2 separate regions of the Homo sapiens genome follow, and region 2 is linked to region 1. The links are chromatin contacts, found by Hi-C or POLR2A ChIA-PET in ENCODE. All regions are on one chromosome and are shown on one strand. Each heading gives the region's core, a stretch centred on a gene start or an enhancer-like site at or near the end of the contact. The rest is flanking DNA. Distances are from core to core; before and after follow the strand shown.

What was found. Hi-C counts contacts between places; a loop is a spot of excess contacts on that map. ChIA-PET counts read pairs that join two places held with the same protein, here RNA polymerase II (POLR2A). Pooled maps may share reads with other maps.
Region 2: a loop to region 1 is called in a map of gastrocnemius medialis, with 2.6 times the contacts of the local background. The contact joins the enhancer-like site here to the promoter of EEF1AKMT2 in region 1. A Hi-C loop is called at or near these places in 32 of 168 maps with a recorded cell type or tissue (B cell, CD14-positive monocyte, CD4-positive, alpha-beta T cell and 22 more), 29 of 37 single-sample maps with no recorded cell type and 39 of 50 pooled maps. POLR2A ChIA-PET finds 5 or more read pairs at or near these places in 21 of 52 experiments (CD4-positive, alpha-beta T cell, CD4-positive, alpha-beta memory T cell, CD8-positive, alpha-beta T cell and 16 more).

Annotation. Positions count from the first base shown.
Region 1 is chr10:124,789,627-124,794,422 of GRCh38, reverse strand. EEF1AKMT2 (EEF1A lysine methyltransferase 2) reads left to right here and starts at 2,536. Exons shown (of 7, transcript NM_212554.4): 1 at 2,536-2,699; 2 at 4,085-4,150. The coding sequence starts at 2,590. RefSeq lists enhancers at 1,137-1,859, 1,923-2,232, 1,860-2,584 and a silencer at 2,363-2,422.
Region 2 is chr10:124,909,568-124,914,565 of GRCh38, reverse strand. No RefSeq gene overlaps it. Among named protein-coding and RNA genes, the nearest start is that of ZRANB1, 30 kb to the left of the region's middle. Within about 2 kb of position 2,649, at least 4 of the 41 ENCODE cell types and tissues checked have a DNase peak (open chromatin) inside an H3K27ac peak, as active enhancers do; they include gastrocnemius medialis, where a contact is called at or near this core.

The sequences.
Region 1 (4,796 bases), core at 1,287-3,786:
GCGTGAGCCACCGCACCCGGCTGACCTAAAACTTTTAAAGCCTCACTCAGCCCCACTCAAGCTTGCTTTCTCTAGCATCTAGAACCTAGAAAAGATCAAAACAACCGCTTGCCCAGGGCAGCACTAATTGGCCGGGTCATCCGGTGGTTTTATTGCTCTGTAATAAGGTTACCTAAGTTCTTTCTTGAATTTTATTTTATTTTATTTATTTATTTATTTTTGAGACAAAGTTTCACTCTGTCGCCCAGGCTGGAGTGCAGTGGTGCAGTCTTGGCTCACTGCAACCTTCGCCTCCCTGGTTCAAACAATTCTCGTGCCTCAGCCTTCTGAGTAACTGGGATTACAGGCGACTGCCACCATGCCTGGCTAATTTTTGTCTTTTTAGTAGAGATGGGGTTTCGCCATGTTGGCCAGACTGGTCTCGAACTCCTGACCTCAGGTGATCCGCCTGCCTCGGCCTCCCAAAGTGCTGGGATTACAGGCTTGAGCCACTGCGCCCGGCCTTTACTTTAATCATTACGCACAAGGATTTCCATCTGCCTTTTTTTTTTTTTATTATTGGAGACAGAGTCTCACTCTGTTGCCAGGCTGGAGTGCAGTGGCGCAATCTCGGCTCACTGCAATCTCCGCCTCCCAGGTTCAAATGATTCCCCTGCCTCAGCCTCCCAAGTAGCTGGGACTACAGGCGCGCGCCACCATGCCTGGCTAATTTTTTGTATTTTAGTAGAGACAGGATTTCACCATTTTGGCCAGGATGGTCTCTATCTCCTGACCTCGTGATCTGCCTGCCTTGGCCTCCCAAAGTGCTGGGATTACAGGCGTGAGCCACCGTGTCCGGCCTCCTGTCTGCCTTTTATCTTACCCTATCACTAGTGGCTGCCTGAAGATCTCAGAACAGCATCTATAGGAGATGCGCATCCGATCCTAGGAAGGATTTCTGATGCTATTTTATCTTTAGGGACTTGTTACTGGGCTTCTGTCTGCCAAGACAACAGAAACGTGGCCTAGCAAACAATTCCTTTTGGTTGGAAGGCAGTCTCGCTAGGGGCATTTGAGGGCCTTGCCTAGGACATAGGACCAGCAGTATTTCACAGCTACTACAGAAAATACCCCAGACTTTGGCCCATAAGATCTCTTGTATTATACTGCAGATCTACCAATGGCACTCAGACCCAGAGGCAGATGCAATCTCCGGTTCGCGGGTTGGGAGCAGTTTTGTGGAACAAAGACACCGTCTAGTTCTGACATGGTACAGGGAGGAAACACACAGAGGTTAAGACTTAGACAAGAGGCCAGGCGCGGTGGCTCACGCCTGTAATCCCTGCACTTTGGGAGGCTGAGGCGGGAGGATCACTTGAGGTCGGGACTTCGAGACCAGCCTGACCAACATGAAGGAACCCCGTCTCTACTAAAAATACAAAATTAGGCCGGGCGCGGTGGCTCACGCCTGTAATCCCAGCACTTTGGGAGGCCGAGGCGGGTGGATCACGAGGTCAGGAGATCGAGACCATCCTGGCTAACACGGTGAAACACCGTCTCCACTAAAAAAAATACAAAAAATTATCCGGGCGTGGTGGTGGGCGCCTGTAGTCCCAGCTACTCCGGAGGCTTAGGCAGGAGAATGGCGTGAGCCCGGGAGGCGGAGCTTGCAGCGAGCCGAGATCGAGCCACTGCACTCCAGCCTGGGCGACAGAGCGAGACTACGTCTAAAAAACAAAACAAAACAAAATTAGCCTGGCGTGGTGGCGCCCGCCTGTAATCCAGTTACTCGGGAAGTTGAGGCAGGAGAATCGCTTGAACCCGGGAGGCGGAGGTTGCGGTGAGCCGAGATCGCGCCATTGCATTGCACTCCAGCCTGGGCGACAAGAGCGAAACTTCGTCTCAAAAAACAAAACAAAACAAAACAAAACAAAACAAACTTAAGCAAGGCCAGGTGCCTGGGTCGAGGCAGAGCTGAGGCTTATCCGGGCATCCTCTCACTTAGCAGTCTTTCTTCCACAACACACTGATCCCCGTGTTTGGCGTATTGTGGAGAGTTGCAGGGCATTCCTTTCCCTGGACATAAATTTCCACGTCTACCGGTGACATCAAGTCACAAGAGGCCAGAACGCGGTTTTCAAGTCAGAATCTTAGCCAGAAACGAAGTTGGCCTCTTGCCAAGGAGCCAAATAACTGGATGGACGCTCGCACCCGCTTCGCAGACAGGCGCACGCAGTGGAGAGGTGAAGTGATTTCTGCGTTTGGGTAGAGCGGCGTCGGCTTTAGGTGTCCACGGTGCGGAAGCCAGCCGTTTTCCAAAATGCAATACCTCTAATGGTCCCTCACGAACAGCAGTCCCCAAATACAGCCGCTCTTGGACCTCGACGAAGGGGATGCCACTAACGCTGTGGGGAGAGCGCACGGTCCCCGCCGGCGCAGGGAGCCGGGGGTAGAGCAGAGGGCGTCGCGTCCCCATCCCAGCCCCAGCGCGGGGGCTGGAGCAGTCGAGAGGGCGGCCTCCCGCCGCCTAGAGGCGCCGGTCCGCTCGTCCGCTCTGCCTGTGCCCCGTCTCTATGGCGGCCCCAACGGCCGTCCAGGACGTGGAGCGAAATGAGCTCGGGCGCTGACGGCGGCGGTGGCGCTGCGGTGGCGGCGCGGTCGGACAAGGGCAGTCCCGGGGAGGACGGTTTCGTCCCGTCGGCGCTGGGGACCCGCGAGCAGTGAGTGTGACGCTGGGCAGGGGAGGATGAGCCGTGCCGCCCTGCCTGGGCCCCGAGAAGGGGACGGCGGGGTGGAGACCCGGGGCTCAGGGACAGGGAGACCCTCGGGGGCGTGACGGGAGCAGGGCCACCTGGCGGGGGGCTTACGGGGATTTCAAAGAGTGGAATCCCTAGGGGTCGCCCTACGCGGTTAACCGACGTTTCAAGGGATTGGAGCCCAAGGGGCTTGTGGGTGCGGGACAGGCTTTGGCTCCTGGGAGGCCTTTTGGGAGTCTCGAACCTGAGGGCCAGGCTTGGGGGAAAGGGGGAGAGGGCGAGGCTGGCGAATAGGGCTGGTCGGCGAGAGTGAGAGACCGAGGGAGAAGTGCTGGGCCTGGGAGCCGAAAAGGCTGAGTAGGAGGGGAGGGATGTGGGAGCTGGAAGTGGGGTGGGAATAGCGGATGACCCGAGGCGGGAGCGGGGAGATAGTGGGGGATCTTGGGGTGAAAGAAAGCGATCTGACCTCAAACAGACGCTCAGGAATTATTAAATGAATTAATGTGGGTGGATGAATGGCTGCAGGGAACAGTTGGGGAGAGGTAAATTGGCGGGATGAGAGGGAGCAGGGATTCTAGAGAATCATTGTAGGAAAAGAGACGGCAAATGAAAAGGATTCAGAGGGCCGGGTGCGTGGTGGCTTACGCCTGTAATCCCAGCACTTTGGGAGGCCGAGGCGGGCGGAGCACAAGGTCAGGAGATCGAGACCAGCCTGACCAACATGGTGAAACCCCGTCTCTACTAAAAATACAAAAATTAGCGGGGTGTGGTGGCGCACACCTGTAGTCCCAGCTACTCGGGAGGCTGAGGCAGGAGAATCGCTTGAACCCGGGAGGCGGAGGTTGCAGTGAGCCGAGATCGCGCCACTGCACTCCAGCCTGGTGACAGAGCGTGACTCCGTCTCAAAAAAAGAAGAAAAGCGTCCAGAGAAAATTTAAACGGAGGGCTAGAAGACTGGAATAGGCAGAGACAAATAGCACAGGAAAGAGACTGTGTGCCTGCACACTTGAGACCAGATGTGCTTGTTTCATCAAGTTTTGAACTTGGGTCAGGGACTTAGGGATACGTGGACAAATGTCTTTGTGTTTTTTTAGGCTAAAACTTATTGTTGTGCATCAGATATTGTCCTAAATGCTTTACATGTACAGTATAAACGTATTCTGCTTGCCCATGTATTTCCTTCTTTTAACTCAAGGACGTTAAAAGATTGAACTATGTGTATTTATTAATAACACTAGTGATGTTTAAACCTCTGTCATAAATAGCTCTGTAATGTATTAGAAACATACATTTAATTCATAATACAGTTTAATTCAAGAGTCTTGCTTTGCATTTCATTGTTTACATAGTTGGGATGCTGTCTATGAGAGAGAACTGCAAACTTTCCGAGAATATGGAGATACAGGTGAAATCTGGTGAGTTAGGAAAAGAATCAAGTTATAATCTAGAAGATTATATGTATATGTGTGTGTGTTTAAAAAAATACGTATATATTCGCCGGGCGCGGTGGCTTACGCCTGTAATCCCAGCACTTTGGGAGGCCGAGGCAGGCAGATCACGAGGTCAGGAGATAGAGACCATCCTGGCCGACATGGTGAAACCCTGTCTCTACGAAAATTAGACAAAAAATTAGCCAGGCATGGTGGCGCGCGCCTGTAGTCCCAGCTACTTGGGAGGCCGAGGCAGGGGAATCATTTGAACCTGGGAGGCGGAGATTGCAGTGAGCTGAGATCGCGCCACTGCACTCCATCCTGGGCGACAGAGTGAGACTCCATCTCAAAAAAAAAAATGCATATATTCAAGTGCTTATACCCAAAGAAAGCCTAAAAATCCTGGGAACCCTGGATTAAGTCTGGCTTTAGTGGGTAGATTTAAAGTATGTCTCTTCTTTTATTCTTTTTTAATTTTTTACTTTTTTTTTTTTTTTAGAGAGGTGGGGTGTCATTCTGTCATCCAGGCTGGAGTACAGTGGCATGATCATCATAACTCGTTACATCCTGGACCTCCTGGGCCCAGGTGATCCTCCCGCCACAGCCTCCTGGGTAGCTGGGACTATAGCTG
Region 2 (4,998 bases), core at 1,400-3,899, 120 kb before region 1:
CATGGTGAAACCTTGTCTCTACTAAAAATACAAAAATTAGCCGGACATGGTGGCACGTGCCTTTAACCCCAGCTACGTGGGAGGCTGAGGCACGAGAATCATTTGAACCCAGGAGGCAGAGGTTGCAGTGAGCCGAGACCGTGTCATTGCACTCCAGCCTAGGCAACAGAGTGAGACTCTGTCTAAAAAAACAAACAAACAAACAAATAAAAAAATAGAAAGAGAGAGAGAGAGACAGATGTCCTATCGAAACAATCCCTAAGAGGGGGGCCTGGGCATGGATATGTTTTGTTTGATTTATTTTTTATTTTTATTTATTTATTTTTTTTTTTTTTTTTGAGACAGAGTCTCACTCCGTCACCCAGGCTGGAGTGCAGTAGCACGAACCTGGCTCACTGCAAGCTCTACCTCCCGGGTTCACGCCATTCTCCTGCCTCAGCCTCCTGAGTAGCTGGGACTACAGGCGCCCGCCACCATGCCCGGCTAATTTTTTTTTGTATTTTTTAGTAGAGACGGGGTTTCACCATATTAGCCAGGATGGTCTTGATCTCCTGACCTCATGATCCACCTGCCTTGGCCTCCCAAAGTGCTGGGATTACAGGCATGAGCCACCGCGCCCGGCCTGTGGATGTGTTTTAAACCCACTCCCCAGGTACCTGAAACGTGCAGCCAGTATTGAGAACTACCGACAAAACAGTCCTCAAACCCCAAAAGATTGCAGATATGGAAATTAATGCCTAAAGATGTTAAGTGACTTAACAAGAGCTAGACCAATTAACTCTGCAATTCGAACAGGAACACATAACTCTTTATTTCTTTTATTTTTTTATTTTTGTGAAAACAAGATCTCACTCTGTTACCCAGGCTGGAGTGCAGTGGTGCAATCATAGCACACTGCAGCCTCAAACTCCTGGGCTCAAGTGATCCTCCCACCTTGGCTTTCCCAGTAGCTAGGACTACAGGCATGCACCACCATACCTGGCTAATTTTTAAATTTTTAGTAGAGACAAAGTCTTTGTTGCCCAGGCTTATCTTGAACTGCTGGATTCAAACGATCCTCCTGCCTCTGCCTCCCAAAATGCTAGGATTACAGGCACATACCACCATGCCCAGCAGAACACAGAACTCTTGATTCCATGGTCAAATGTTCCACTATATTTGAATTAAAAAGATATCATCAATAAATACAGCAGAGGGCATTGTCACAGTTACAGAACGGTGGCTGTTTGGCACACCTACCGAATTGACATTCTACTTATGTTTATCTGGACTCTGAGAAATATTTCATTTGGAAAAAGTATCCACTGTCTTTTTGGGGTTTTTAATTTCCTTTTCTTAGAAACCTTATATTAGGCTGGGTGCAGTGGCTCATGCCTCTAATCCTAGTACTTTGGGAGGCCAAGGCAGGAGAATTGCTTGAGCCTGCGAGGTCCAGGCTGCAGTGAGCCATGATGGCACTACTGCACTACACCCTGGACAACAGAGCAGGACCCTATCTCAAAAAAAAAAAAAACCTTTGTAGTAAAGGGTAGAGACAGTATAGTTTTGTTGATAGTTTGTTCTGGCTTTCATTTCAGTTTTTCCCAAACTAACTGTAGAGTTCATAAATCCATATTGCATTTTTGTGAAAGTTTTGCATGCAAAATTGTGGATCTGTAGTTCCATTAACAGTAGAAAGCCATAAAGAGGTTTTGAGCAGGAAGGTGCCAGTATTGGAGCTGCCCACCTTTACCTGGAATGTCTGTGAGACAAATGAGGGCAGAAGTAGAAACAGGGGCAGAGAAGAGACAAGGACCTAAAACCAAAGTAGCTGTGGGAATGGAAAGGAGGGCCAAGAGTGAAATGGGAGACAGTGCAATGTTCAGAATTTGCCAGTGACTAACTCTGAGGCAGAAGAAAGAATCAAAAGTCAGAGAGTGGGCCAGGAGCAGTGGCTCATGCCTGTAATTCTAGCACTTGGGAAGGCCAAGGTGGAAGATCGCTTGAGGCCAGGAATTCAAGACCAAACTGGGCAACATAATGAGACCCCATTGCTACAAAAAATAATTTTTAACCTGCCAGGCTCAGTGGCTCACACCTGTTGTCCTGGCTACTCAGGAGACTGAGGAGGGAGAATTGCTTGAGCCCAGGAGTTCAAGGCTGCAGTGAGCTATAATCATGCCACTGCACTCCAGCTTGGGCAAGAGAGCAAGATCCTGTCACCAAAAAAAAAAAAAAAAAAAAAGTCCGTGAACTCTGAGTGACGGCAGTATGTGCAACAGTGGGACACGCAAGAGAGGAACTGGGTCAGAGGAGATGTGGACCCTTGAATCAGGAGATCCTGGACTCAGGAGGAAGGGAATGGCTGGTGGGGGAAATGCTGGTCTGAAATGTGTAGGGCAATCCTGGAGATCAACATCAGGGAGCTCTCTATGTAGAATTTAGTATGGAAGCCACAGGAGTGGGGAAGAAAGAACTACCGAAGGAAAAAAAAAGAGGAGTGGTCAGAAAGGTAGGAGATGAAGCTGGTAGTACGGTGTTCTGGAAGCCGAGGGTACAGTGAGCCTGAAGCACATGGTAATAAAAATTGTCAGATGCTACAGATTTCGAGCATTAGAACGGAGGAAAGGCCACTGGATCTGACAAACAAGAGACTCAGTGACCTTCTAGAGAACAGTTCTCAGTAGGATGGTAGGGAGAGAAGCCAAGTTTCAAAAGCTGAAGCCATGTGATTATAAACCACAAGTCCAAGACGTCTGGCAGTGAAAGGAAAGCAGGAGATATAAGACTAGATTAGGGCAGTAACAAAAATAAGGGAAAGGTTTTGTTTTCTTTTAGGTATTTATTTTAAAGAATGGGCATCTCTGAGCACTTTTATAAATGGAGGAGAGATGTAGAGGGGGTAAAAGGACTGAAATCCAGAAGGGAGGTAAAATTCAGAGCACAGTGATTTGTGTTGGCAAGCAAGAAAGCCCTATCTTCCTCAGAAACGAGGAGAGGAAGCTGTGAAAAACAGCTCTAGGGAGGTTTTGGTGGGTGAGACAGAGGTGATGGAGTGGAGTTCAAACCCTTTCTCCTCCTTGGTGAATCAAGCACAGAGTCTCCTGCTGAGGGTTGCTCTGGAAACTGGAGGAGATTCGGGACAATAGTTAGAGGGAAGCAAATCAAGAAGAATGAAAAAAGAAGAGCGACAAGAAACTGCTTTCTCCAAAAAGTCTTGGCAGTCCATAATCAGGCCTAGGACGGAAAGATCAGGCTGAGGCTGTGGAGCCCCCCGCAGAGGTGGACATATGCAGCTAAGGGAAATCGAAGGCGCTCTGCTAAAGGAAATGGTAACGGATCCAGCTTACTCAGGGTCTTTGAGGGATCTGTGCTTTTAAGTAGAAAGTGTTATAAAATGGGTGTTCCCCTCAAAAGAAATGTTAGAAATGTTCAGTTGTTACAAGAACATGTTCTCAGACGCGTTGCAGAAAATGTCATTTGTATAAACTGCAACGTATCTTCCATTCTCTGTGTATGATCAACATGATTCCCAAGTGGAAAAAACATCTTAACAGTAGAAAATGCAATGTAACAGGCTAGGTGCGGTGGCTCACTCCTGTAATCCCAGCATTTTGGGAGGCCCGGGTAGGTGGATCACCTGAGGTTAGGAGTTCGAGACCAGCCTGGTCTACATGGCAAAACCCCATGTCTACTAAAAATACAAAAAATTAGCCAGTCGTGGTGGTGGGTGCCTGTAATCCCAGCTACTCGGGTGACCGAGGCAAGAGAATTGCTTGAACCCGGGAGGCAGACGTTGCAGTGAGCCAAGATCACGCCATTGCACTCCAGCCTGGGCGACAGAGCAAGACTCTGTCTCAAAAAAAAAAAAAAAGGAAGAAAGAAAGGGAGGGAGGGAGGGAGGAAGGAAGGAAGGAAAGAAAGGAAATAAACGTATTTAATAATGTTGCCTAATCTGTATGCATGCAGTACAGGACACAGTTTTGTGGAACATAGTACCATCCTGTGACCTTCCTCTATGTCCACCACAAATCTGCCTGAAAAAAAAAATCTCTCCTGAGAGGACCAGATATGCTTGTGAAGCATCAGAGAAAATACAGCTTGTTTGACATTTCAAAATCCTGGTCTGTGCTAGGACTGGTCTCATCTTGATGGGTATAAATTTGTGCTTATAGGAACACAGTCACTCTATATCCAGACTAAGAAATTTTTGTAGATTTTTCAACTAAGTATCCCTGTAAGCTAGACTTACGGAATTAGGAAAAAAAAATGTTGAAGTTGTATTGAGTCTCTTTTTTTTTTTTTTTTTTTTTTTTTGAGACAGGGTCTCACTCTGTCGTCAAGGCTGTAGTGCAGTGTTGTGATCATAGCTCACCGCAGCCTCAACCTCCCAGGCTCAGCCTCCTGGGTAGCTGGGACTATAGACACGCACCACCACACCTGGCCAATTTTTTTATTTTTTATAGAGTCAGGGTTTCGCCATGTTATCCAGGCTGGTCTCAAACTCCTGGGCTCAAGTGATCCTCCAGTCTCCCAAAGTGTTGGGATTATAGGCGTGAGCCACTAAACCCAGCCAGTACTATGTCTTTTTTTTTTTTTTTTTTTTTTTGAGACGGAGTTTCGCTCTTGTTGCCCAGGCTGGAGTGCAATGGCACAATCTCGGCTCACTGCAACCTCCGCCTCCCGGGTTCAAGCGATTCTCCTCCCTCAGCCTCCCGAGTAGCTGGGATCACAGGCTGGTATTACAGGTGTGAGCCACCGCGCCTGGCTGTTGTATCTTTTTAAGAAGTTTGGAAACATCAAGTATCTGAAACAACTTCGCTTGTGATCTTATCTGGGGAAGTTTTGTAAGAGGCAAAGCTGTGAGCAGAGAGAGCATGAACTTTGGAGTCAAACAGCCCTGAGTTGAAATCCTGCTGTCCTCTCTGAGTGCCAGTGTCCTCAGTGTCCTCATCTGAAAAATTCTGGGTGATATTTCCCTGGCAGTTACTGAGGGTCCAAAGAGACAAGAGCTGAAAG